Regions from separate parts of the Homo sapiens genome. Here region 2 is linked to region 1. A link is a loop called in an ENCODE intact Hi-C map of the cell type or tissue named here. Cell type or tissue: heart right ventricle. All regions are shown on one strand. Each heading gives the region's core, and the rest is flanking DNA. Links, peaks and the distances in the headings are about the cores only.

Region 1 (8,000 bases), core at 1-8,000:
TTTCTCTCTGGCTGCCCTTAACATTTTTTCCTTTATTTCAACTTTGGTGAATCTGACAATTATGTGCCTTGGAGTTGCTCTTCTCGAGGAGTATCTTTGTGGCGTTCTCTGTATTTCCTGAATCTGAACGTTGGCCTGCCTTGCTAGATTGGGGAAGTTCTCCTGGATAATATCCTACAGAGTGTTTTCCAACTTGGTTCCATTCTCCCCATCACTTTCAGGTACACCAATCAGACGTAGATTTGGTCTTTTCACATAGTCCCATATTTCTTGGAGGCTTTGCTCATTTCTTTTTATTCTTTTTTCTCTAAACTTCCCTTCTCGCTTCATTTCATTCATTTCATCTTCCATTGCTGATACCCTTTCTTCCAGTTGATCGCATCGGCTCCTGAGGCTTCTGCATTCTTCACATAGTTCTTGAGCCTTGGTTTTCAGCTCCATCAGCTCCTTTAAGCACTTCTCTGTATTGGTTATTCTAGTTATACACTCTTCTAAATTTTTTTCAAAGTTTTCAACTTCTTTGCCTTTGGTTTGAATGTCCTCCCGTAGCTCAGAGTAATTTGATCGTCTGAAGCCTTCTTCTCTCAGCTCGTCAAAGTCATTCTCCATCCAGCTTTGTTCCGTTGCTGGTGAGGAACTGCGTTCCTTTGGAGGAGGAGAGGCGCTCTGCGTTTTAGAGTTTCCAGTTTTTCTGTTCTGTTTTTTCCCCATCTTTGTGGTTTTATCTACTTTTTGTCTTTGATGATGGTGATGTACAGATGGGTTTTCGGTGTGGATGTCCTTTCTGTTTGTTAGTTTTCCTTCTAACAAACAGGACCCTCAGCTGCAGGTCTGTTGGAATACCCTGCCTTGTGAGGTGTCAGTGTGCCCCTGCTGGGGGGTGCCTCCCAGTTAGGCTGCTCGGGGGTCAGGGGTCAGGGACCCACTTGAGGAGGCAGTCTGCCGGTTCTCAGATCTCCAGCTGCGTGCTGGGAGAACCACTGCTCTCTTCAAAGCTGTCAGACAGGGACATTTAAGTCTGCAGAGGTTACTGCTGTCTTTTTGTTTGTCTGTGCCCTGCCCCCAGAGGTGAAGCCTACAGTGGCAGGCAGGCCTCCTTGAACTGTGGTGGGCTCCACCCAGTTCGAGCTTCCTGGCTGCTTTGTTTACCTAAGCAAGCCTGGGCAATGGCGGGCGCCCCTCCCCCAGCCTCGCTGCTGCCTTGCAGTTTGATCTCAGACTGCTGTGCTAGCAATCAGCGAGACTCCGTGGGGTAGGACCCTCCGAGCCAGGTGTGGGATATAGTCTCGTGGTGCGCCGTTTTTTAAGCCGGTCTGAAAAGCGCAATATTCGGGTGGGAGTGACCCGATTTTCCAGGTGCGTCCGTCACCCCTTTCTTTGACTCGGAAAGGGAACTCCCTGACCCCTTGCGCTTCCCAGGTGAGGCAATGCCGCGCCCTGCTTCGGCTCGCGCACGGTGCGCGCACCCACTGGCCTGCGCCCACTGTCTGGCACTCCCTAGTGAGATGAACCCGGTACCTCAGATGGAAATGCAGAAATCACCCGTCTTCTGCGTCGCTCACGCTGGGAGCTGTAGACCGGAGCTGTTCCTATTCGGCCATCTTGGCTCCTCCCCCGCCACAGCACAGTTTCTAACCTTTGACCCAATTCTATTTCTCCAAATCTGTCTTAAGATAATTTAAGATACAAAAAAAAGTATACATTTAAAAATGTCTGTCACAATGTTATTCCTAATAGGGATAAAGTGGAAGTATTCATAATGGGCAACATTAAAGTAATGGTTTTTACAAATCGTTGGTTCTATATGATAGGCATTAAAAATTATAATCCTAACAAAAAGGTAGCAGTTTGAAAAAAACGCTTGTGCTAAAATAATGTTAAGACAGCAAAATTCAGAATATAAGTATACTTTAATAACAATGATAAAATATAAAGAAAGACTAGAAGAAAATACTTTAAAAGGAGAAAACAGGAAGGTATATTTATCTGCTGTAATTGGCATAAGTTTAAGTACAGTGGCTAAGACTCCTTTCTCAAAAGTGCTCTAATGGGCACTACTGCCTTTAACACTCTGATTTTTTTTTTTTTTTTTTTTGAGACAAGGTCTCACTCTGTTGCCCTGTTGCCCAGGCTGGAGTGCAGTGATGCCATCATGGCTTACTGCAGCCTCAACCTCCTGTACTCAAGTGATCCTCCTGCCTCACCTTACAGAGTAGCTGAGACTATAGGCATGCACCACAATGCCTGGCTAATGTTTTGTAGAGATTGGGTGTCTCTCTGTTGCCCAGGCTAGTCTCAAACTCCTGCATCAAGCAACCCTCCCACCTTGGCCTCCCAAAGTGCTGGGATTACAGGCATGAGCCACCATGCCTAGCCAGATTTCTTTTTCTTTAGATATATTTAATACATCCAAATAACTTATTGTATTATCTTTTATCTTTTGGTAGGAGTCTGGGAGATTTCTCCAACAGAACAATCATATGATTATTTTTAAAATAAAAATGTTTACATATTCCAGCAAACATAATATCCATATTCTTACGGGTTGCTGCAGTTATTGTATTGGTGATGTTGCTTACAAATTTTCAAGGTATTTTGGCAGACAACTCTTGTGGGCTTTTAGGGCCTGAATTGTGTCTCTGCCCATATTCATATGTTGAAGCCCTAGCCCACAAAGTGATGGTGTTTGGAAGTGGGGGCCTTTGGGAGGTAATTAGGTTTAGGTGAAGTCATGAGAGTGGAGCCTGTGATGAGATTAGTGCTTTTATAAGAACAGGAAGAGAGAGAAATCTCTCTCCCTTCTCTTGGTGCATGCACTGAAGAAAGGCCATGTGTGAGCACACAGCAAGAAGGCAGCTGTCTACAAGCCAGGAAGCAAGCCGTCACCAGACACTGAACCTGCCAGTATCCTGATCTCAGAACTCCCAGCTTCCAGAAATGTGAGAAATGAAATATCTGTTGTTTAAGCCACCCTGTCTCTGGTATTTGTTATGGCAGCTTCAACTGACTAAGATATGGGCTAACTTTTATGAATATAGGATGTGTTGAAGGCACATGATAGCTACTTTTATATTTTGCGCATAATCCATTTTACTAACAAGGAACTGAACATGAAGGCCAGTCTCTAGCTTTTTCTTTTTTTTTTTTTGGAGACAGAGTTTTGCTCTTGTCACCCAGGCTGGAGTGCAATGGCACAATCTCGGCTCACTGCAACCTCCGCCTCCCAGGTTCAAGTGATTCTCCTGCCACAGCCCCCCAATAGCTAGGATTACAAGCACCTGCCACCAGGCCCAGCTAATTTTTGTATTTTTAGTAGAGACAGGGTTTCACCATGTTAGCCAGGCTAGTCTCGAACTCCTGACCTCAGGTGATCTGCCCGCCTCGGCCTCCCAAAGTGCTGGAATTATAAGTGTGAGCCACCTTGCCTGGCCTCTAGCTTTTAACTATTAATAAAATTAAGGTTCTGATTGTTAGTGTTCTAAGCATCTGGGGGTTTTAGAAAGATACTCGCCACCAGCCTGAAAATAACCCACCAAGAACTTTTATGATCTTCAAAAGTCTAGAACAAGAGAAACAAATTTCACACAGAGTTAAATGGTAAAAATCAAAGCCAAGGTATGGAAAGATCTCCCAAGGAGATAAGATTGCTCCCAGGCTGAGTCCTGAGAAGTAAATTGAGATAAGTCTGCAGAACCTTGGAGGTTGTATTGATGAATGCGGTACTCCATGCTATGAAGTAAGACAGCATTCTGGGCCAAGTCTTACTCAAAGAGAGGTGCTATAAAGCTATAAATAATTTTTATACTCTTGTTACCCAGGCTGAAGTGCAATGAAGCAGTCTCGGCTCCCTGCAACCTCTGCCTCCTGGGTTCAAGCAATTCTCCCGCCTCAGCCTCCCGAGTAGCTGAGATTACAGGCTCCTGCCACCATGCCAGGCCTATTTTTTATTTTTAGTAGAGATGGGGTTTTACCATGTTGGCCAGGCTGGTCTTGAACTCCTGATCGGAGGTGATCTGCTGGCCTTGGCCTCCCAAAGTGCTGGGATTACAGGCATGAGCCACTGTGTCCAGCCATGTAAAGGATTTTTATATGCTCCAAAGTTGGAGTATTTTGTAAAACACTCCATCGATTTCATTCATCCCAAAATGTGTACTGGGGAAGGTGAGGAGGGAGTTGAGAGAACCTCACTAGGACACAGGCTTGTTCTGTGTCCACAGACCCCTGTCTTAAGAGGTTTCAGGTCCTAGAATGTCTTTATGATTTCTTGGCTGTTTATGATCTTCAAGTCTTTTATTTAGCAATTAGGTATGCAAGTGTTTATATACTTCACCCTTCCCACTTCTTTGTAGGTCATATAAAAGATTTAGTCTTTAGCTTGAGAGAAATAGGAAGCTATTGAAGAATTCTAAGCAAGGGAGTGACAGAGTCAGTTACGTTTTTACATAAAAAAGGTATCTCTCAAACAAAGAAAAAAAATTTTTTTAAAAGGTATCTCTCACAGTGTTGTGGAGAAGAGGAAGAGTGGGCAAGAAGATACATGAAGCCTACTTAGGAGGCTGTTTTAGTAAATAAAGAAGATGACAGCTTGGACTACAATGGAATAGATTTATTTAAAAGATATTTAAGAGCAAAAACCAATCGGACTTAGTGGTGTTTTAGAAGTGAGGGGGGGAAAGAGAAGTGAAGGAAAACTTTGAAGTTTCTGGTTTATGCAACTCAACTGAAGGTAGCCTCATTTACTGAAGTTAGGGACTTTAGAGACGAGCCAGGCCTGGCAGCAGGCATGTGTGATGACCACCGCCCTGGTGTCAGACAGTTTGAATTGGAGGTGTTTTTGAGACACTCAAGCAGGGATGTCAGTTCCACTTGTCCTCATTTACTATTTAACAATTAGCCCTTCTGGTTCTTTGAAGGTCAGAGAAGGCTGTGCTAGAGATATGATTTGGGACTCACAGATATTTAAATAGCAATTGAAACTGTGGATCTGGTGACCATAGCCTGGGGGAGGGTAAAAGAATGAACAAGGGAAAGAGGAGGTTGAAGAGAATAAGATCAGAGTAGGCAAAGAAGGAACTGCCACATGTAGGAGGAAAACTAGGAAAGGGTGTGATCATAAAAGCCAAGACAAATGTTTCACAAAGGAAGCAGTGGTTAACTATGTTGAATATTGCCGATGCTGATAAAACATTTAGATAAAAAACCAATTTGTTAATTGCTATGTTAAATGAGGAGATGTGGAGTTTTTAAAATGGCATAGCAATTAGATAGGGAAATTTGGATAATGAGCAGTTAAAGAAATGAATTACGTTTGCTATTATACTTCTTAAGCTGAGTATTAAACTCTTTGTGTTGCAAATAACAGAAACCCAACTCAGGTTCTTTTAAACAAAGTAAATAACTTATTCCTTCATGGATTTGAAATATCCAGGATAGGAGTGGCCTCCAGCACAACTGAGTCAGGGGCTTAACCAATATTGTTAGCTGTGTCTCTCCCTGTCTCTGCCTCTGCCTCTCAGCTCCGTTTTCCTCTGGAAGGATCTCTCTGGTGGTTCCTGGCCACATCAGGCTTTTCTGATCCTTACAATAAATAACCCTAATGGAAAGAGAGCTCCTCCTTCCTAGTTCTAGCAGGAGTCCCAGGATTTACTTAAATTTTACTAATTTAAATCACATCCTTTTTCATAACCTAATTACTTTGGTCAGAAGTAATTAGATATGCTGACAGGCCAGGCCTGAATCACCTGCTCACCCCTGGAGGTGGGCCAGGTGAAAAGTAGCCTTGTCTGAATCACATGGGCTCTGAATAGGGGGAGGGGTGATCTCCCAAAGGAAAACCGAAGAATGCATGCTGGGGATACAAAAACAACAGACAGCTATTTTAGCGGTAAAAAGAAGCCTTTGGCCCAATACATTTGAATAACTGCTTCTGCAATATACTTTATAGGTAATCTTTTGACCTAAAGGATGAATGGATGTATTTGTTGTTATAACTTTAAAAGAGCTACAGGGTCTGATTTTTAAGACTAAAGAAAGGTTGTAATTATTTTTGCTGCATGTGCTGCTACCGTGGGGCTGAATACTAACTAATCTTAAAGACACATTGAGGCCAAAACAAGCCCATGAAAAATGTTCAGCATCAGTAATCATTAGAGAAATGCAGATCAAAACCACAATGAATTATCACCTCACACCCATTAGGATGGCTGCTATAAAACAACAAACAAGCGAAACAGAAAGTAACAAGTGTTGGTGCTATGGTCTGAATGTTTGTGTCCCCCTAAAATTCATATGTTGAAACCTAATCCTCAATGGAATAGTATTATAAGCATTACATAGTATTAAGCACCCTTAAGAGGTGATTAGGTCTTGAGGCCTCTGTCTTCATGAATGGGATTAATGCCCTTATAAAAGAGACCCCAGAGAGCTAGCTAGCCCCTTCCACCATGTAAGGACACGATGAGAAAATGTCATCTTTCAACCAGAGAGCAAGCCCTCATCAGACACTGAATCTGCCAGCACCTTGATCTTGGACTTCCCAGCCTTCAGAACTGTGAGCAATAAATTTCCACTGTTCATAAACCACCAGTGTATGACACTTTTATTATAGCAGCTAGAATGGACTAAGACAGTTGGCAAGGATGTAAAGAAACTGGAACCCTTATACACTGTTGATGGGATTGTGAAATGGTGCAACCTCTCTGAAAAACACTATGGCATTTCCTCAAATAATTAAAAATAGAACTACTATCTGATTCAGCAATCCCACTTCTGCATCTATATCCAAAAGAAGGAAAGCAGGGTCTCAAAGAGATATTCGTACACTCATATTCATCGCAGATTATTCACAGTAGGCAAAAGGTAGAAGCAACTCAAGTGTCCATCAGTGGGTGAATGAGTAAACAAAATGTGGTATTTACGTATAATGGAATATTATTTATCCTTACAAAGCAAGGCTGTCCTGTCATGCTACATAGATGAGCCTTGAGGACATTACGCTAAGTGAAATAAGCCAGTCTCAAAATGACAAATACTGTATGATTCCTCTTATATGAGATGTCTAAAGTAGCGAAACTCATAGAAACAGAGTAGAACAGTCATACTAGGGGCTGGGGGAAAGGAAAAATGGACAGTTGTTATTTGATGGGTATAGAATATTAGTTTTTTTTGCAAGATGAAAAAGTTCTGGAGATCTGTCGTATAACACTGTGAATGCATATATAATATCACTGAACTGTACAGTTAAATATGGTAAAGATAGTTTTATATGTGTATCTTACCACAATTTAAAAAAATTCATGACACATTGACTGATTCAACAAATTACATAAATAGATGGTCCTTATGGACTAATTGTATCTCTTTTTTTTTTCGTTTTGGGTTTTTTGTTTGTTTGTTTGTTTTGAGATGATCCCTGTAGCCCAGGCTGGAGTGCAGTGGCACAGTCTTGGCTCACTGCAACCTCTGCCTCCCGGGTTTAAGCAATTCTCTGCCTCAGCCTCCTAAGTAGCTGGGATTACAGGCGTGTGCCACCACACCCGGCTAATTTTTGCATTTTTAGCAGAGACGGGGTTTCACCATGTTGGCCAGGCTGGTCTTGAACTCCTGACCTTGTGATCCACCCACCTTGGCCCCCAAAGTGTTGGGATTACAGGTGTGAGCCACTGTGCCTGGCCTATTGTATTTCTTAATAAGGATTGGTGCACGTATCCAAAGGCAAGGGGTTTTCAGGGGTTGAATTTGTTAGAAGATGTACCTAGCACCCCATCACGAACCTCCCTGCCCCATTTTGCCCTGGATATGCCTCTGAACTATGTGGTTGTTGTACTTTGCAGTGGTATTAATAGATTTGTATGATTAACCTTATTTTTCCTGGTTCTCTTTTAAATAGTCCATTTGTGTTATCAGTAACTATCTTTTAAAAGAGTATTTCTAAATCTTTCTAGGAGTTTGCAACTCATTATATTTGTTTATTAGAAATTAACCCACACTTTCTTTTGCCA
Region 2 (16,519 bases), core at 3,899-11,898, 140 kb before region 1:
CCTCTCTTGGAGCTCCCAGCGCAAGGCAGGAAAGTTAACTCCGGCTGGGAGGCAGGGTCAGGAGGAGGCATGCCTGCCACCGCGCAGGGCACCCACAGGATCATCGCTGTGGCCCCTTACCTGAAGTCACTGTAGGGGTGGATAATCCAAAATCCGGCCGACTTGACCCTCTCCTGTTCGCGCTCCACGGCTTTCTGGCTGCCGAACATCCTTAGGGAGAATTTGTTGACCCCGGGTTGGAGCATGGCCCCGAACTGGCGCTGCATGAAGCCGGCCTGGCCCAGGCGCACCTCGGCCTCCGGGAGGATCTGGTCGCCGGCAGCCGCGCCTCCCTCCACTTTGATAGCGGTGTCCACCGAGGGCTGCTCGCAGGAGGCGGAGGCCGGCTGCGGTGGCTGCTGGGGCGGCGGCGGCGAGGCTGCGGGCTGCGCCGAGGCGCCGGGGCGCTCGGGCTCGGCCGCCAGGCCTGGGGGCGTCCTGTCCTCGCCGGGGGACGCGTCGCCCTCGGCGATGAGCCGCCGCTCCTCCGCGGAGTCATGCAGGTGTCCGTGACTGCTGCCGCTCCCCGTGCCGCCGCTGCCGCCGCCCCGGCTGCCCAGCGAGGCCAGGCTCCCGCGGAAGCGCCTGCAGTCGCCGTTCGTGCTGGACTTGCCCGCGCCGCGGGCCGGCCCTTCGCTGTCCGCTGCCCCGAGGGCCGAGCTCCGGGACTCCGTGCCACCCGCGGCCGCCGAGGGGGAGGGCGAGGGCAGTGGCCGCAGCCGGATGCTCCTGCGGCTGGGGTCTTGGCGGCCCCCGGCCCCCTCCTCCTCGGCGTCCTCTTCCTCGTCCATGATCCACGCCTTGGCCCCCACCTGCTGCGGGAGGCTGTAGAGCCGCTTGCGCATGGACGGCGGCAGCTTGTCCATGGCGCCAGGGGCCGGGGTCGGACCGGGCCGGGGGCAGGAGCGCGGCGCCGCGGACGGGCTCCAGGTCCGCCCGCCGGTCAGTCCGCCCGTGGGGACGCGTCCTTTGCCGCCGGCGTGGGGGCAGCCTCAGGCGCCCATGCTTGGGCAGGCTGCGCGCCGCGGGGAGGATCCTAGTCCCGCTCCGAGTCCCCGGGCTCGCCGCGCTACACCTCCTCCCGGGCCCGGCTGGGCGCGGGGACCCCGCGCTCCCTTCTTGCCTCCCTCCCTCCCTCTGGCGTTCAGGGGCGCGGCGCGCCGCCCGGCTCCAGGCGCCCCGCCCCCGCGGGGAACAATGGGCGCCGGCCGGAGAGGCTCTGCGGCCGCGGCGCTCAGGGAACCGCTCCGGAGTGCAGAGCGCACGGCCCGCGCGGGTCCCGGGCGTGCGTCCCGCGGGAGGGCTGGCTGTCCGTCTGTCTCGCCGCCCGGGCTTTGTGGCTGGCCACCCGCGAGCTCGCCTCGCCTCCTCTGCCCCGGCCCGTCCGGCCCGTCCCGGGGCTCCCGCCGCAACCGAGCGGAGCCCAGCGACCCGCCGGGCTTACATCAGCGGCCGCCTCCCCCGAAGCGCCCTCCGGCAGCGCTCGGGCTCCCGCGCCCCGGAATATTCATGAAGCCGCCGCAGCTCGCGGGTTGCCATAGGAGCGGCTCCAGCAGCCGGGCCTGCCTACCTGGGCTTCTTAAAGGGGCAGCGGCGCACGGGCCGGGGGCTGGAAAGGGGCGGGGGGCGGGCCTGGCAAGGGGCCCAGGTTAGACCCTCGCTAGACCTTCGGGGCCGGGGTGAGAGGTATCCACACTGCTGCGCCCTTAAATCTCTTTCCTGGGCTAAGCTGGGAGTGCGCCCCAAGTCTGAAGCTCCGGCTTCAGTTGCGAATTCCCCATCCTAAGATTGAAGGGTGGGGGGTGGCTTCCCAATTTCTCCATCACCAAGCTCTGGGCTCGCCTTTCCCTGGCATTTTTGCCCCTCAGCTGGGTCTCCGACTTTCCTCTTGGGAGGCGACCGGGTTCGTCTGGATGCAGAGTCCCGGCCTTCCCGCAACCCTCCTGGAGAGGGGGCTTCCGGAAATGCGCCGCGTCGGGGAGGCTCCCACGGTTTTCCTGTGACATGGGCAGGGTGCGAACCCCGCGCCAGTCTTTCCCCTGCAAAGCCTCGCAGCAGCCAGGCAAGGAGGGCGTGGGGAAACAGGGAGACACGCACAGGGCGCGCGGGTGGGACCCAGCCCTTCGAGGTAAGACTTCGAGGAAATGCGCCGGCAACAGTGACGGATGCGAGATCCGAACGCCGACCTCCGCACGCGCCTCTCCCTCGGTAGTTCCGAGAAAGGGACAAGCCGGCTGCAGCGGGGAGCGGTTGGGCCGGTTCCTCGGACGCCCCAGCACTCTGGAACTGGCTTTGGAGCCCCTTCTCCCTGTGTTCCCATCCACATTATGACACCTACTATGTGGACCCACGCTGGGTGAGTTCCTGTTCCACCCAGTCCCCTACCTGCACCCCCAAGCAGCTGCACAGCCCCCACTCCCTTCCAGTCTGCAGCCCAGCCCCCTTCCCCCCAACCCCCGCCAAGGATCCAACTGTGTGTCCTCTCTCCCAGTCTCTCCCAGTGTACAGTGTCCGGGCTTATGGACAGATTTCACTAGCTCAGCCTAAGGTATAGCCCTACCCCCTCCAACACCATGGACAGCCTGATACCCCAGATTAGCTCAGAAATGGATAGGGGGACAGATTGGGCATTAAGGGGAGGGGAGTTGTCCAGAGAAGGCTGGAGCCGAGGTTAATGCTGGAGCGGACACACAGCAAAGTCTCACAGGAGGGAGGCAAAAAGGTCCCCTGGCTCTGCCATCTCTCTGAGGAATAACATCAAGTTTTTCTTCAAATGATTTTTTTACTCTCATTCTTAGCCCAATGTGACCACTTTCGCCTCCTCCATCCAGAGTAGGAATTTGGAGAGCAGGATGCGGGGCGGGCAGCCTAGCAGGGGCTCTTCTGCTCTACCCACTGGACCACAGGACCTCCCACAGTGAGAGGAATGACTAGGGTGATGACATCACTGGTAGCTGGCATTTTTACTTTTGAGCAGCTCTGAGCTGACAGTTCTCTGCACAGATGCTGGAAGCCTAATCCCTGAGTGTCCTTGGGTCTCCTTGAGAAGAAGTGTTCTTAAAGAGCTGTGAGCCCAGCCTGCCCTGGTCTACCAGCCACAGGAGGGAAGACCTCCATTTAACACACTTCTTTGAGCTTCTTTGTCTAGCTGGGAGTTAGTCTGCCTTAACCCCGCTCAGGAAGTCAGCCCATATAGGCTTCCCCATGACCTATGGTAGAGACATCTCCTCCTCTGGGAACCCTTTCCTAATCACCAAAACCTTGGTCATGTCCCTGCCTTTGGTTCCCATGGCCCATTAGCTCCTGTGACCCTGAGCACTGATTACACAGTGCAGTCTGTGCCCTGAGGGTGGAGCAGGTCCACCTTATCTCAGGGACCTCTCCACCAACACAAGGGTGGACAGAAAGCAGATTAATAAGTTTCAACTCTACAAATGAGTGAGGGACCCTAGAAGTTAGCTAATGGCATTGGAGGGGATGCTTGGAGGAGATGGAGGATAAGACCAAAATTCTGCTTCCTGGGATACTGCTGCCACAGGCCGGCCAGGGGTCAGGATCTCTTAATTCCACCCTACCAGCACCTCACTCGCCCTCAATTTCATTAGTGGCACCCATTCACGACCATCTAGGACCAACTTTAGGTGCAGCAATGACTATTAGATAAATCAGGCCCTTGATAAACCCTGATGAGATCTGGCTTCTCCTGCCTCCTTTATGTGGAAACCCTAATGGAGGACACTGGTGGTGTGCCAACAGTCCAGGGGACAGAGGAGGAGCAGCCCCAGGTCTTGCCCTTGATGGGCTTCAAGTTGTGAGGAAGCTAGACTCATTCTCAGGAATAGGGCATGAAAATAGAGCAGGAAAACTGAAGACAGGAAAGAAATGTATATTAAATCATGTCCCCAACCATGAGAGATTTCAGAGGGAGCTATTGCTGGCCTTGGAGTAGCTAGGGAGGGTTTCCTGGAGGAGGGGGCCAGACTTGATGAGAGACATATATCTAACACTTTACAGTTTACACCTTTTTGTTGTTAAACCACATGAAATTTTGATTTTTGTGAGCCCAATATTGTCAAATTTTGGCAATTTCACGTGAGTCAACCTGACATTCTTACTCCCATTTGCAGGCAAGAGAACTAAAGCACAGAGAGGTCAAGAGGCTTGCCAAATGCCCCATAGCAAGAAAATGGTGAAGCTAGAATTCAAGGGCTCCACAGGGCAGGCTGTGCTCTACTGCCCATCTGCTCATGCAGGTGGGGTAGGGGGCAGGCACAGATGGAGGAAGGAGAAGGAGAGAGAAGGTAAAGAATGGGGAGAGAATAAATAGGACTCCCACATTCTGTAATCTCCCCATTGCTCCACCTGGGTCTCACACCCTCTCCTTTCCAGCACTGCCTAGAAGGCCTGGGGTCTGCTCTGGTTCCTTTGATAACATGGTAGCCAGGCCCTGGGGACCCCAGCAAGGGGAAGGCCCTGTCTCAGGACTGAAATATATGGAGAAGACCTGCTGCTCTCACCATGGGTGGGGGACTAGGGGACTTTGGAGACAAATGGGCTGCTGCAGTGCTGCAGCGGGCCTGGATATTCCTGGAATGCAAATGTAGAAAACATCTGAGTCTAAGAGAGAAGGGGACTGGGGAGGATGGGTTTCCTTCCCTGGAACGGACACTGAATATCAGTGAAAGTTAGAAGACCTGCTGGGAGTAGAAGTGGAGAATGTAGCTGATTGTATAAATCAACCTCAGACCTTATTTGTGGGGGACCTAGATGGGCAGAGGGGGATGGGAAATTCTGGAAGCTTATTTGCTTATGGGCAGAGGGCATTGTTCTTGCTTGGAGAGGCAGCTCTGGGGTAGGGCAGTGGCTCCCACAGCCTGCAATGCCAAAGTTTTGGCCAGTTCTGCTTGAAATGAGATGAAAACACACACACACACACACACACACACACACACACACACACACACACACACACAGAACAATGTAGGATATTTTAGGTTAAGGTTGCCAACTGTCCTTTCTTAGAAGGCTGTCTTTATTCTAAGGTTATATCCTTGCTACATTCTCTGTGTTAAAATGCCCTTTTATGAAATCATGGTGCTGGAAGATGCTGTTTTTTCAATGTCGTTGGCTAAATAAAAAGTTGGCACTGGGTTCTGTGTTTGTTCCGAAAAATCATTTTTGAAATGTTATTGATCTATAAGTTCCAAAAGTCTGGGAACCCCTGTTGTAAACAATAGAGCATGAAACTGAAAAACAAAAGCTGGAGAATTAAGTACTTCTCTGTCAGTTACTGCCTGTGTATGCCTCGATCTTCCTCGTGTGTAAAATGGGTTTAATGATATGCACCTCAAAAGTTATTGCTAAGACTACATGAGAAAATGAATGCACCTAGCATAGCATCTCATTTGTAGTAAGTTCTCAGTAAACACTGAATGATGAAATGATGGAATGAAACCTGCATTACCCAATGGAGAGGAAGGCTCCTGGCCTTTGGAATCCAATTTAGGTCATATCATCTTAAAACTTTCTGTTGGGATGAAAGGGATGTTTTATACAAGATTCCTTCCTTTGAACTCTCCATCCCTGACAAGCCCTGGCTGGGTCTCCAGAAGGCAGACTTCCTTCTCTCTGGGACAGGACCTTGCTGTGGCCCCAAGCTCTACAGCAAGCTTGTTCAACCCGCAGCCCACAGACCACATGCAGCCCAGGACAGCTTTGAATGCAGCCCAACACAAACTTGTAAACTTTCTTAAAACATTATGAGATTTTTTTGCGATTTTTTTAGCTCATCAGCTATTGTTAATGTTAGTATATTTTATGTGTGGCCCAAGACAATTCTTCTTCCTCCAGTGTGGCCCAGGGAAGCCAAAAGATTGGACACCCCTGCTATATAGGCAGCTGCTAACTCAGAGGGCCACATCGTTGACCCTGTGCTCAAAACCCTCTGAGAAGGCTGGGGGTGGTGGCAAGTGGTATCCATACATACATGCCACTTCATCTTTTTGCTCAGTGTAGATACAGTCCTGCACTTCTGCTCTGCCCCAAGGCAGGTCTGCTCTGTAGGGCTGGACAGGGATCAGGGACATATAGACTTCCTGCTGGGAGTCCTGACCTGGAGACAAGGCCTCCAAGAAAGAATACTGGAATCAGCACCATGCCCTCAGGTTTTCTGTCCTGAGGCTTCCTGATAAAGAAGCTGGAAAAAAAAAAGAAAGAAAGAAAGAAAGAGAGAGAGGGAGGGAGGGAGGGAGGCAGGGGGAGAGAGAGAGAGAGAGAGAGGGAGGGAGGGAGGGAGAGAGAGAGATAGAGAGAGAGAAAGAAAGAAAGAAAGAAAGAAAGAAAGAAAGAAAGAAAGAAAGAAAGAAAGAAAGAAAAAGAAACTAAGAAACTGGAAGGGTGGAAGGGGAGGGGACATGCAGGGAGCAACCAGACTGGATATAGATGTTCCGGGAAACAAACCAACCAGCCAGAGTTGACCAAGCCCTTGGGTGCCCAACCCTGTGCACAGCTACACATGGATGGAGGCCAAGAAGGCAGAGATATGCCCTAGCTTGGGCGATACCTGGTCTGGTCAAAGCAGCAAAAGATCATCCCAGAGGTTTGTAATCAAGAGTCAAAGGGAGTGGTTCAGAAGCTCAGGGCAATGATCCTCTTGAGTAGAGTCAAGTTGGGTTCCCTGGAGGAAATGGAAAGTGGTTAGTGTGTGTGTGTGTGTGTGTGTGTGTGTGTGTGTGTGTGTGTGGATGTGTGCACGCGCACATGCTTATTATGGAGGAAAGAGTGAATGGAGTAGCCGGGCATGGATAAGGCCTGCAGCATTCTCACAGTGGGGTCATCAAGGATAGAGCTGGGGGCAGGTGTTCAATTCACCTGCAACAGCCTTTGCCCTAAGCTAGCCCTGAGAGAAAGTCCTGCTGTATTATACTCAGTCCTTCTGGTCCCCCTCCTCCCAGTACCCTCAACCCCAGTAGGTGACACTTGCTACAAAAAAGCACTGGGAGCCCACATGCCCATCACATCAAGGTGTTAGTGAACAAGAGACCCCCTATAGGCTCAACTTCCTATTGGGCTTGCCATCTGCTTTCTCTTCAGTTCTGCCTGGTTTCTTTAGGATCTAGGAGCATGAGCTATTGTATTGTCCTCTTCTCTATCCCCTGCCTCTGTGCAGGACTCCACCTGTGAGCCCCTGGACCCCAGCAGAGCCCAAAGCCCTTTCATCTCTAGGCCAGCCCCAGCTGCATTGCCCTTGATCTGTCTACTCCACACCAACCCGGATGCTCGACTGTTCCCTGGGGACTCTGCCAGGGCACTGGGTGGGACCTCTTCCCCCTCCCACCTCGGGGAGCCTGGAGGAAGATGTGCTGACAGCTCAGCCAGGTCTGGACTGTGTCTCTGTGTCCTTCTGGGGCTCCAGGACGTCTGGGCCACCTGGACTCAGAGCCAGGCCAGAGAGGGAGGCACTGGGAGGGGGAGGCCCTGAGGTGCCAGCTGAGCAGAGCTGCCAAGAAATAAGTACCACAGACTCCTCTGTTCGAAGTCTGGAATTCACGATATATCAGGGATGAAGTGGGTTCAGACAGGGGCCTCTGGGGTGGTTTCACAGCTTGGGCTGGAGGCGCCAGGAAGGGAAAGAAGGAAGAGACAGAATGGACTGGGAGAGGGGGGAAGAGACTCTGAAAATGGGGCTGGGTGCGGTGGTAGAAAGAGAGGTGGTGGACAGCTGGAGAGTTGGGGCTTTTCCTGGGACCCTGAGATGGCCCAGGGACTGGACTTGGCTCAGTCCCCCACTAACACTGGGCTCCTCCGCTCCACCCAGCCTTGCCCAGGCAGTCCTCCCTGCCATGCCCTCAGTCCTCTCCCCGACTTATCTATGTTTTCTTCCTCCCCCAATTTCACATGATCCCTTTTCTCTGTTCAACGTGTGGAGTACCTGTTATCTGATGCTACATGACCCAGTCCCTAATCTCCAGGCATCTCCAGGCTATGGCAAGGATAAGACAGACTCAAGACTTCACATAAGGAAGCCAGGGACGAGGAGCACGTGATGTGGACAAGAGGCTAGAGGGCCGAGGGGGGAGGAGGAAAAGCGTGAGGAGGGAGCAGGGGAGATGCTCATGTCTGAAGTAGTTTTGATGCAAGCAGGTGTGACTTGTAGAAGTGGAGGCAGGGAGGTGGGGCACGCCAGGTGCAGGGCCCAGTGTGAGCAGGAGAGCAGCAAAGGGAAGCCCCTGCCCTGGAGTGGGTGAGCACCCTGGGAGACCACAGTCCTGGGGGGTCAAGGAGTGGGGAACGCGAGGACATGAGGGTGGGTGGCTCTGGAAGCCGTGAGGAATGCTGAGGGCGACTGGAGACAGGCTTTTGCGAGGACCATTGGGTTGTGCCCTGGGAGCCCAGCGCTGTGCTCAGCTCTGCTCAGAGCGAGCAGGAAAAGAACAAGACACAGTCCCTGCCCCTGGAAGCTCACAGTGGGGTGGCGAAGATGAAAGTAATGCTGTGAAACAAGTCATCCTGCCAGAAGCAGGGGCCTGGACCCCTGACTGCTACAGGGACAGGGACTGAGCAACAGCCAGGCTGGAGTTTAAGAGAGCTGCTCTCTCTGGTTCCCTGCAAAGCACATCTTTGTACAAGCCCCAAGGCCCAGCCTCCCTCCCACAAGCCCCATGCCTCAGGGTAACCTGCTATTACATGAGCCTTCTGCTGGATGCCTTCCAGAAAGAGACACTCCACTGTGTAATGAGAGCTGTGCCCCAGGCCACCCTGCAGGATCCAGAGAAGAGGCAGAGCCAGGGAGAGGGCAATGGAGACTGCCACATAATCTATGACAGATGTGGTGACAGGGGCTGTCATGGAGGCTGTGACAGAGACTGCGGTGTGGACTGTGATACACACCGTGACAAGGTCTGTGATACAGACTGTGACAGGGACTATGACAGAGGCCGTGATAGAGACTGTGACAGGGGCTGTGACAGAGACTCTAACAGACGCTGTGATAGAGACTGTGACAGAGACTGTGATAGAGGCTGTGATAGATACTGTGACAGGCTGTGATAGAGGCTGTGACAGGGGCTGTGACAGAGGTTGTGATAGAGGCTGTGACAGGCTGTGATAGAGACTGTAATACACACTGTGATAGAGGCTGTGATAGAGACTGTGATAGAGACTGTGACAGAGACTGTGACAGAGGCTGTGATAGAGGCTGTGACAGAGGCTGTGACAGAGGCTGTGACAGAGACTGTGATAGAGGCTGTGACAGAGGCTGTGACAGAGACTGTGATAGAGGCTGTGACAGAGGCTGTGACAGAGGCTGTGACAGAGGCTGTGGTAGAGGCTGTGACAGAGACTGTGACAGAGGCTGTGACAGAGGCTGTGATAGATACTGTGACAGAGGCTGTGATAGAGACTGTAATGCAGACTGTGATAGAGGCTGTGATAGAGGCTGTGATAGAGACTGTGATAGAGGCTGTGACAGAGGCTGTGATAGAGGCTGTGAGAGAGGCTGTGACAGAGGCTGTGATAGAGACTGTGATAGAGGCTGTGACAGAGGCTGTGATAGAGACTGTGACAGGGGCTGTGACAGAGGCTGTGATAGAGACTGTGATAGAGGCTGTGACAGATGCTGTGACAGAGGCTGTGATAGAGGCTGTGATAGAGGCTGTGACAGAGGCTGTGACAGAGACTGTGATAGAGGCTGTGGTAGAGGCTGTGGTAGAGGCTGTGACAGAGGCTGTGACAGAGACTGTGACAGAGGCTGTGACAGAGGCTGTGATAGATACTGTGACAGAGGCTGTGATAGAGACTGTAATACAGACTGTGATAGAGGCTGTGATAGAGGCTGTGATAGAGACTGTGATAGAGGCTGTGATACAGACTGTGACAGAGGCTGTGATAGAGGCTGTGACAGAGACTGTGACAGAGGCCGTGACAGAGGCTGTGATAGAGGCTGTGACAGAGACTGTGATAGAGGCTGTGACAGAGGCTGTGACAGAGGTTGTGATAGAGGCTGTGACAGAGGCTGTGACAGAGGCTGTGATAGAGGCTGTGACAGAGGCTGTGACAGAGGCTGTGACAGAGACTGTGATAGAGGCTGTGACAGAGGCTGTGATAGAGGCTGTGACAGAGGCTGTGACAGAGGCTGTGACAGAGGCTGTGATAGAGACTGTGACAGGGGCTGCGACAGAGGCTGTGATAGAGGCTGCGACAGAGGCCGTGATAGAGGCTGTGATAGAGGCTGTGACAGAGGCTGTGATAGAGGCTGTGACAGAGGCTGTGACAGAGGCTGTGATAGAGGCTGTGACAGAGGCTGTGATAGAGGCTGTGACAGAGGCTGTGACAGAGACTGTGACAGGGACTGTGACAGAGGCTGTGAGAGAGGCTGTGACAGAGGCTGTGACAGAGGCTGTGATAGAGACTGTGACAGGGGCTGTGACAGAGGCTGTGACAGAGGCTGTGACAGAGGCTGTGATAGAGGCTGTGACAGAGGCTGTGACAGAGACTGCAACAGAGACTGTGAGAGAGGCTGTGACAGAGGCTGTGATAGAGGCTGTGACAGGGGCTGTGACAGAGACTGTGATAGAGGCTGTGACAGGGGCTGTGATAGAGGCTGTGACAGAGGCTGTGACAAGGGCTGTGACAAGGGCTGTGACAGAGACTCTGACAGCGACTGTAACAGGAATTGTGACAGGGGCTGTGACAGAGGCTGTGTTAGAGGCTGGGACAGAGACTCTGACAGGGACAGGGACAGGCACTGCGATGGGGACTGGGACAGAAATGTGACTAAATCTGGAACCACAATCAGAGTTGGGACAACAGTTCCTGGAGCCCGGGCCCACACTCCCACGGTCGACAGAGCAGTTGGCGGTGACAGCAGCAACACAGCAAACACAGAGGCCCAGCCAGGCCCAGGCATTTGTGGGGACGCCAGCAGGCTGAAGCTGCCGCGGGAAGACAGCGAGAGGGAGGTGAGTGAGGCTGGCGCCCACCCAGCTCTGCCTCGGATGTCTGTGTGTCCACAGGCGAGTTCCTGGCCCTCTCTGGGCCTCAGTTTCCTTGATAGTGCTTACCATGGGGACAGATCAGATTAGAGTGTGGTAAGTGCAAACGTGCACTGACTGAGGGTCCCAAGTTACTCTCAGGGGTCTCTGAATCTCCAGAGTCTCCCCAGGCACAGCCAGCTGATTGAATCCGTAATGCGCCTCCCACACATATGAACAACCATCTACCCCATGTGTGCAGTGCTCTTGTGAAGAACGAAACACAAATTTGTTTTAAAATGTAAGATAATTCATAGTCATGATCGTAACTAACATTTATGGAGCACTTGCTCTGCGCAAGGTACCACACCAAATACTTAGCATGGATTAGCTCATGTAATCCTCACTAGAGCTCTGTCAGGTAAGTGGTATTTTCCCCATTTTACAGATGATTAAACTGAGGCTTAAAGAGGCTGACCGAGTTGCCCAAGTTCCCAAGGCTAGAGGAAGAGCCAGGGTTTGAAGACACTTCTGTCTGACCCAGTCTGGGCTCCTATCCTCACTCACCATGAGCAACTCTCTTAATCACAACTGCTATTGTGTCAGATACACTTGAAGTTCAAAGTCAAAAATGTTTTCATTGAAAAAGGGGTCTTCACACTTGAATTGGCTGGGACCTACCGGGAAGCGTTCCTTCAGTGCGTGGGCACTTCTGGTATTTCTGGAACTCTATCTTCTCTCTGCCCCTGCCTGAGGCACTAAGTTGGGGATAAGCAGGATATGATTTTCTGCCCTAAGAGAGCACAGAATAGCTGTAACGATTTCAAGGACTGTGTTTGTTTTTGCACCTTGTGCTCAGGATCTCACTTTGAGCTGTGCAGAGAAGGCCCTCACACCCTGCTGTCCTTGAGGGTTGGATCCTCATTCTCCCAGATGCTCCTTGGTTTGGAAGTGAGGTGGGGACCCCCATGGCTCCTCCCAGACCATCACTCTTCTACCTTCCCATAAAACTCCTCACCCAGCCGGGCGCAGTGGCTCATGCCTGTAATTCCAGCACTTTGGGAGGCCAAGGCAGGCGGATCACCTAAGGTCAGGACTTCAAGACCAGCCTGGCCAACATGGTGAAACCTTGTCTCTACTAAAAATACAGAAATTAGCTGGGCATGGTGGTGGGCACCTGTAATCCCAGCTACTCAGGAGGCTGAGGCAGGAGAATCACTTGAACCTGGGAGGCAGAGGTTGCAGTGAGCCACTGCACTCCGGCCACTGCACTCTAGCCTGGGGGACAGAGCGAGACTCAATCTCAAAAAATCAAACAAACAAACAAAATCCCTCTTCACCCACCTGCTCCTCAGAGGCTCCCACAGCTGGTCCCCTCATGGCTGTCACCAAGGCATCTTTCCCACTGAATTTCCGCCTTCATGGAGGGGGCTCCCCATGAACCTTGGCCCTGGCTTCTGATTTCAGTGGCCTTCTTCTCACCCCCAGCCATCCACTCCCATGGCCTCAACCTAGAGATGCTCTACCTCTACGATTTAGGCTGACCTCAGCCTCTGCTCCTTCCACCTGCTCTCCGGGCCCTCCCTTTACACCTGCTCATCAAGGGCAGTGAGAGCTGCAAAAGAACTCTCAGCACATAATGACTCCACCTGAACCCTTGCACCCAGAGACTTAATAAAACTCTAGCATCGTTTCTAACAGCTCAAAGCAGCATCACTAGATGATGACTCCAGTGCTTTAAAGTCCCTGCCTGGGAAAGCTCAAGATGGCCAAAAGAATTTATTGTTTGTTCCAGTCGAGGGCCCCTGTCTCCCAGTCTCTGTGGGAGGGCACTTAACTTTGATAAGTGCCAGTCACCAAACCTAGCTTGCCTGGTCATATAGAGCAAACTCCTGTTTTTGCCCTTCAATGCCTGTTGCCTGGCTCATCCCACTTTAAAAAAAAAGCCTTTTGGCCTTTGTTTTGAAGAAGTTGAGTTCAGTTCATGCTGAACCCTTTTCCCTATTGCAATAGTTATCATTGAATAAAATCTGTCCTTACCATTTTAACTAGTGTCTAGGTTTGTTTACCTTTGACAATAGCAAGTTCTGTGCATCCGCCCCTTCCGCCTTCAGTCCCTTCCCTTCCCAGTTTAGATACCAATATCTACCACCACAAGCTTATCTTGCCAGTGTCCTCAATTTCTTTGCCTCTTGGTTCTTTTTGTCTGTCAACCTAGAAACTCCAGCTCTGACCTTCTCTGCAGGCACACCAGCTACAGCAGGCCTGAGAGGCAGCCAGAGAAAATCACATAGCCGCACAGATTTGTTCATTGTCTCTGATGTGCCTCTATGCCTGGCAATCTGACTGTGTTTTCCTTATCTGCCATGTCTTCATTCTGTTCCATCAGTGTCTGAGTCTGCACAGTGTTGCTATGACAGAATACCACAGACTGGGTAATTTATAAAGAAAAGAGATTTAGTTGGCTCATGGTTCTGGGGGTTGGGAAGTCCAAGAGCATGGCACTAGCATCTGGTAAGGGTCATCCTGTGGTGGAGGGCTGGAGGGCAAAGGCAAGCATGTGAAACAGAGAGGAAGGGGACCAAACATATCAGGAGCCCAATCCTGCAATAATGGCATTAATCCATTCGTGAGGGAGTAGCTCCTATGACCTAATCACCTCTTAGAGGCCCCACCTTTTAATACAATGGCAATTAAGTTTCCAACACACAAACTTCAGGGGGACACATTCAAACAATAGCAACCAGTTAACACTTCTCCCCAAATCTCAGCCTTCTGATCAAATCTCTGCTATCCAAAAAAAAAAAAAAAGTGTCCTCCTTGAACTTCACTGTCCCTTTCTCTCCTTCCCATCACATCTAAACCTCTCAAGAGGGTGGGCTTCATTTGCTTTCCTTTCTCAACTCCCACTCATTCCTCAGCCCATGCAGTCAGGCTTCACTACCCATGGTGTCTTCAGCAAGACCACAAATGTCCTCCTGAGTACAAAGTCCACCTTTTTTTCCTTTCCTTATTGACCTTGGAGCACCATGCCATGCTGCTGACCACCTCCCCCTTCTTGAAATACCCCCTTCCCTTGACTTCAGGGACACACACTCTTCTGATTTTCTTTCTACATCTCTGGCCAGTTCTCAGGATCTTTTGTGTCCCATCCTCTTCTACTGGCTCCTCACATGTGGGTGATATCCCTGACTCTATTGTATGCTCTTTTTTTCCCCCACGGGGTCTCTCTCCCTGAACGCCAGACCCTTGGCTTCAGTTGCCATTCATGCCTTCAGCCCAGACCTCTCCTGTGGGCTCCAGACCTGCTTATTTGGCTTCTTGGATGTGTTACAAGCAGCACACACTGAAAATGTCTAAACATTCACACTCTTCTCCAAAGACCCCTGCTCTTCCTGCTCAATGAACGAGACCACCATCATCCGGTGGCTGAAGCCAGAAACACTGGCATTATTCCTGACTCCTTCCTCTGCCCCAACATCCCATCAGTTCAAAAGTCTTATTTCTCCTTCATAAATATCTCTCAAATATGTCCACTTCTTACCATATGCACTGACACAACTTCAGATGATTTCTTGCCTAGGCTATGGCAACAGCCTCCTAACTGGCCTCTCTGCCTCCAGCCTTGCTCTACTATAATCCATTATCCATGATGCTACCAGAGTGGTTTTTCAAATGTAAATCTAGCCATATCTGCTTAAAACTCCTAACAAATATCACTGGCCTTAGGATAAAGTCCAAACTCCACTGGCAAATAAGCGGCTCGGTGGTCTGGCTGCTGTTGCTCCCTCAGCCTTCCCTCCAACCAGTGCCCTCCTGACCACTGCACTGTGTGCTCATGCATGTCCATGGGCTTTCTGCTGGTGGTGATGGTGGCGATGTCATTCATGGCAGTGGAAGCGATCAGATGTCAGTTGTTGGTGATTATGGTGGTAACTTTAAACCACTGCCCATCACATTTTCAAGGCGATCTTTGGAGGCTGACTTCATCCAACAAATATTCCTCGCTCCTATTTCCTGCAGGGTTAATTATGCATGCCCATCTCAGATCCACCTCCATCCAGGACTGTTTTAGGGCTCTCTGTTTGGGGCCCTGGCGAGCTCCCACATTGACTCTTGGTTATCAGCCTGAACCTATGTCCAGCGTTCATCTCTTTCTGGCCTTCAGTTGAGCCCAGCATGTTGGTGATGGGACAGTGATGGCGATAAACATGAAGATCCTGCTGCTATCAGCACTCACTGGGGAGACAGACAAAGTTGCCTGGGGACCCTAGGAGAGGAGCCACTGGGAGGTCCAGCCAGGTGGTGCTGGTTCCAAGTCCTGCTGCGTCCAGCAGTGATCAGCTGATGGGGCTGCTTTGACCTTCTCAGAGGTTTGGCTCTGAAACACTGACCTTCACCGACTTTCTCTGTATACCCAGGGCTGATGGTCTGACCCCCAACACAGGGCACTTGGTTGCCAGGCTGGAGCCCTGACACTTCTGATACAGACAACATCTCTTCCCAATACCAGCATTTATTTGCATCTATGAATATGCATGGAGGCTGTTTTCCTGAACTGGGGAAGGTAGCTGGGAGCTGGGAAGACTGGATATAAGCTGTCTGGGGGGTGATCACAAGGCACTGATCTGCCCCTGTGGTAGGCAGAATGACGGGCCCCAAAGATAACCAGGTCCTAATTCCTGGAACCTATGAATGTTACTTTGCCTGACAAAAAAATATATAAAAGTTTGCCAAGGTGATTAAGGATCTTGAGATGGGAAGATTATCCTGGATTATCTGGGTAGGCCCTCTGCAATCACTGGTGTCCTTATAAGAGGGAGACAGAGGGAGGTTTGACCCAGAACAAGAAGACAAAGTACCCACAAAAGCATGATGATGCGCTGAGGGCTTTGAAGATGGAGGAAGGGGCCATGAGCCAAGGAATGCAAAGGAAAACATCTAGAAGTGGGAAGATACAAGGAAACAGATTCCGCACTGGAGCCTCTGGAGGGAGCGTGGCTCTGCCAACACCTTGATTTCAGCCCAGTGAAACTGATTTCAGGCTTCTGACCTCCAGAACTATAAGAGAATAAATGTGTGTTCTTTTATGCCACCAAGTTTGTGGCACTTTGTTACAGCAGCAATAGGAAACTAATACAGTCCCCTTCCACCCTCCCTCTCTGTCACTCCTCACTTCCTCTTGAGTTGGGTTAAGCTGTGGGTAAGCAGGGTAGCTGAGCGCTGAGTGGTAGAGAAGACAGTCCTCCTCACCTCTCCTTGGGGCCTGGCACCCTCTGGTTCCATTGAATGGTGGCTTTGGAAACATTGGAAGGTGACACCTCCTCAGAGCAGTAGTCACACATGGGTCACTGTCAGAGTGACATGCTCAGGCTACTTCCAGTGGCTTTGCTGGCAGTAGGTGTTGAGCTGGGGCAGAGAGGAAGGATTCTAGAGAAGCCATATGGGGATCGTGGCTGACAGAGCGATGCTTAAGCATATGTGTGCTCCCTTTTTTGGAACTCCCAGAA

The links. Hi-C counts contacts between places; a loop is a spot of excess contacts. Peaks named below come from ENCODE experiments on the same cell type or tissue, not always from the same donor. Only the 100,000 strongest peaks of a DNase experiment are listed, where the experiment ranks them.
Region 2: a loop joins it to region 1, with 4 times the contacts of the local background. A loop is called at or near these places in 9 of 110 quality-filtered maps.

What each region holds. Positions count from the first base shown.
Region 1 is chr15:73,512,855-73,520,854 of GRCh38, forward strand. All of the region lies in intron 2 of REC114 (REC114 meiotic recombination protein), which reads left to right. Among named protein-coding and RNA genes, the nearest start is that of NPTN-IT1, 53 kb to the right of the region's middle. In heart right ventricle, for the core only: no CTCF peak of the experiment used is centred there; no DNase peak of the experiment used is centred there; H3K27ac peaks cover 2,384 bases.
Region 2 is chr15:73,367,366-73,383,884 of GRCh38, forward strand. LOC124903571 (serine-aspartate repeat-containing protein I-like) reads left to right here and starts at 8,725. Exons shown (of 3, transcript XM_047433430.1): 1 at 8,725-9,083; 2 at 9,173-10,997. The coding sequence starts at 8,725. It overlaps HCN4 (hyperpolarization activated cyclic nucleotide gated potassium channel 4), which reads right to left and starts at 1,593. Exons shown (of 8, transcript NM_005477.3): 1 at 121-1,593. The coding sequence starts at 905. RefSeq lists an enhancer at 6,900-11,152. In heart right ventricle, for the core only: no CTCF peak of the experiment used is centred there; DNase peaks (open chromatin) are centred at 7,406 and 8,710; H3K27ac peaks cover 2,054 bases; H3K27me3 peaks cover 195 bases.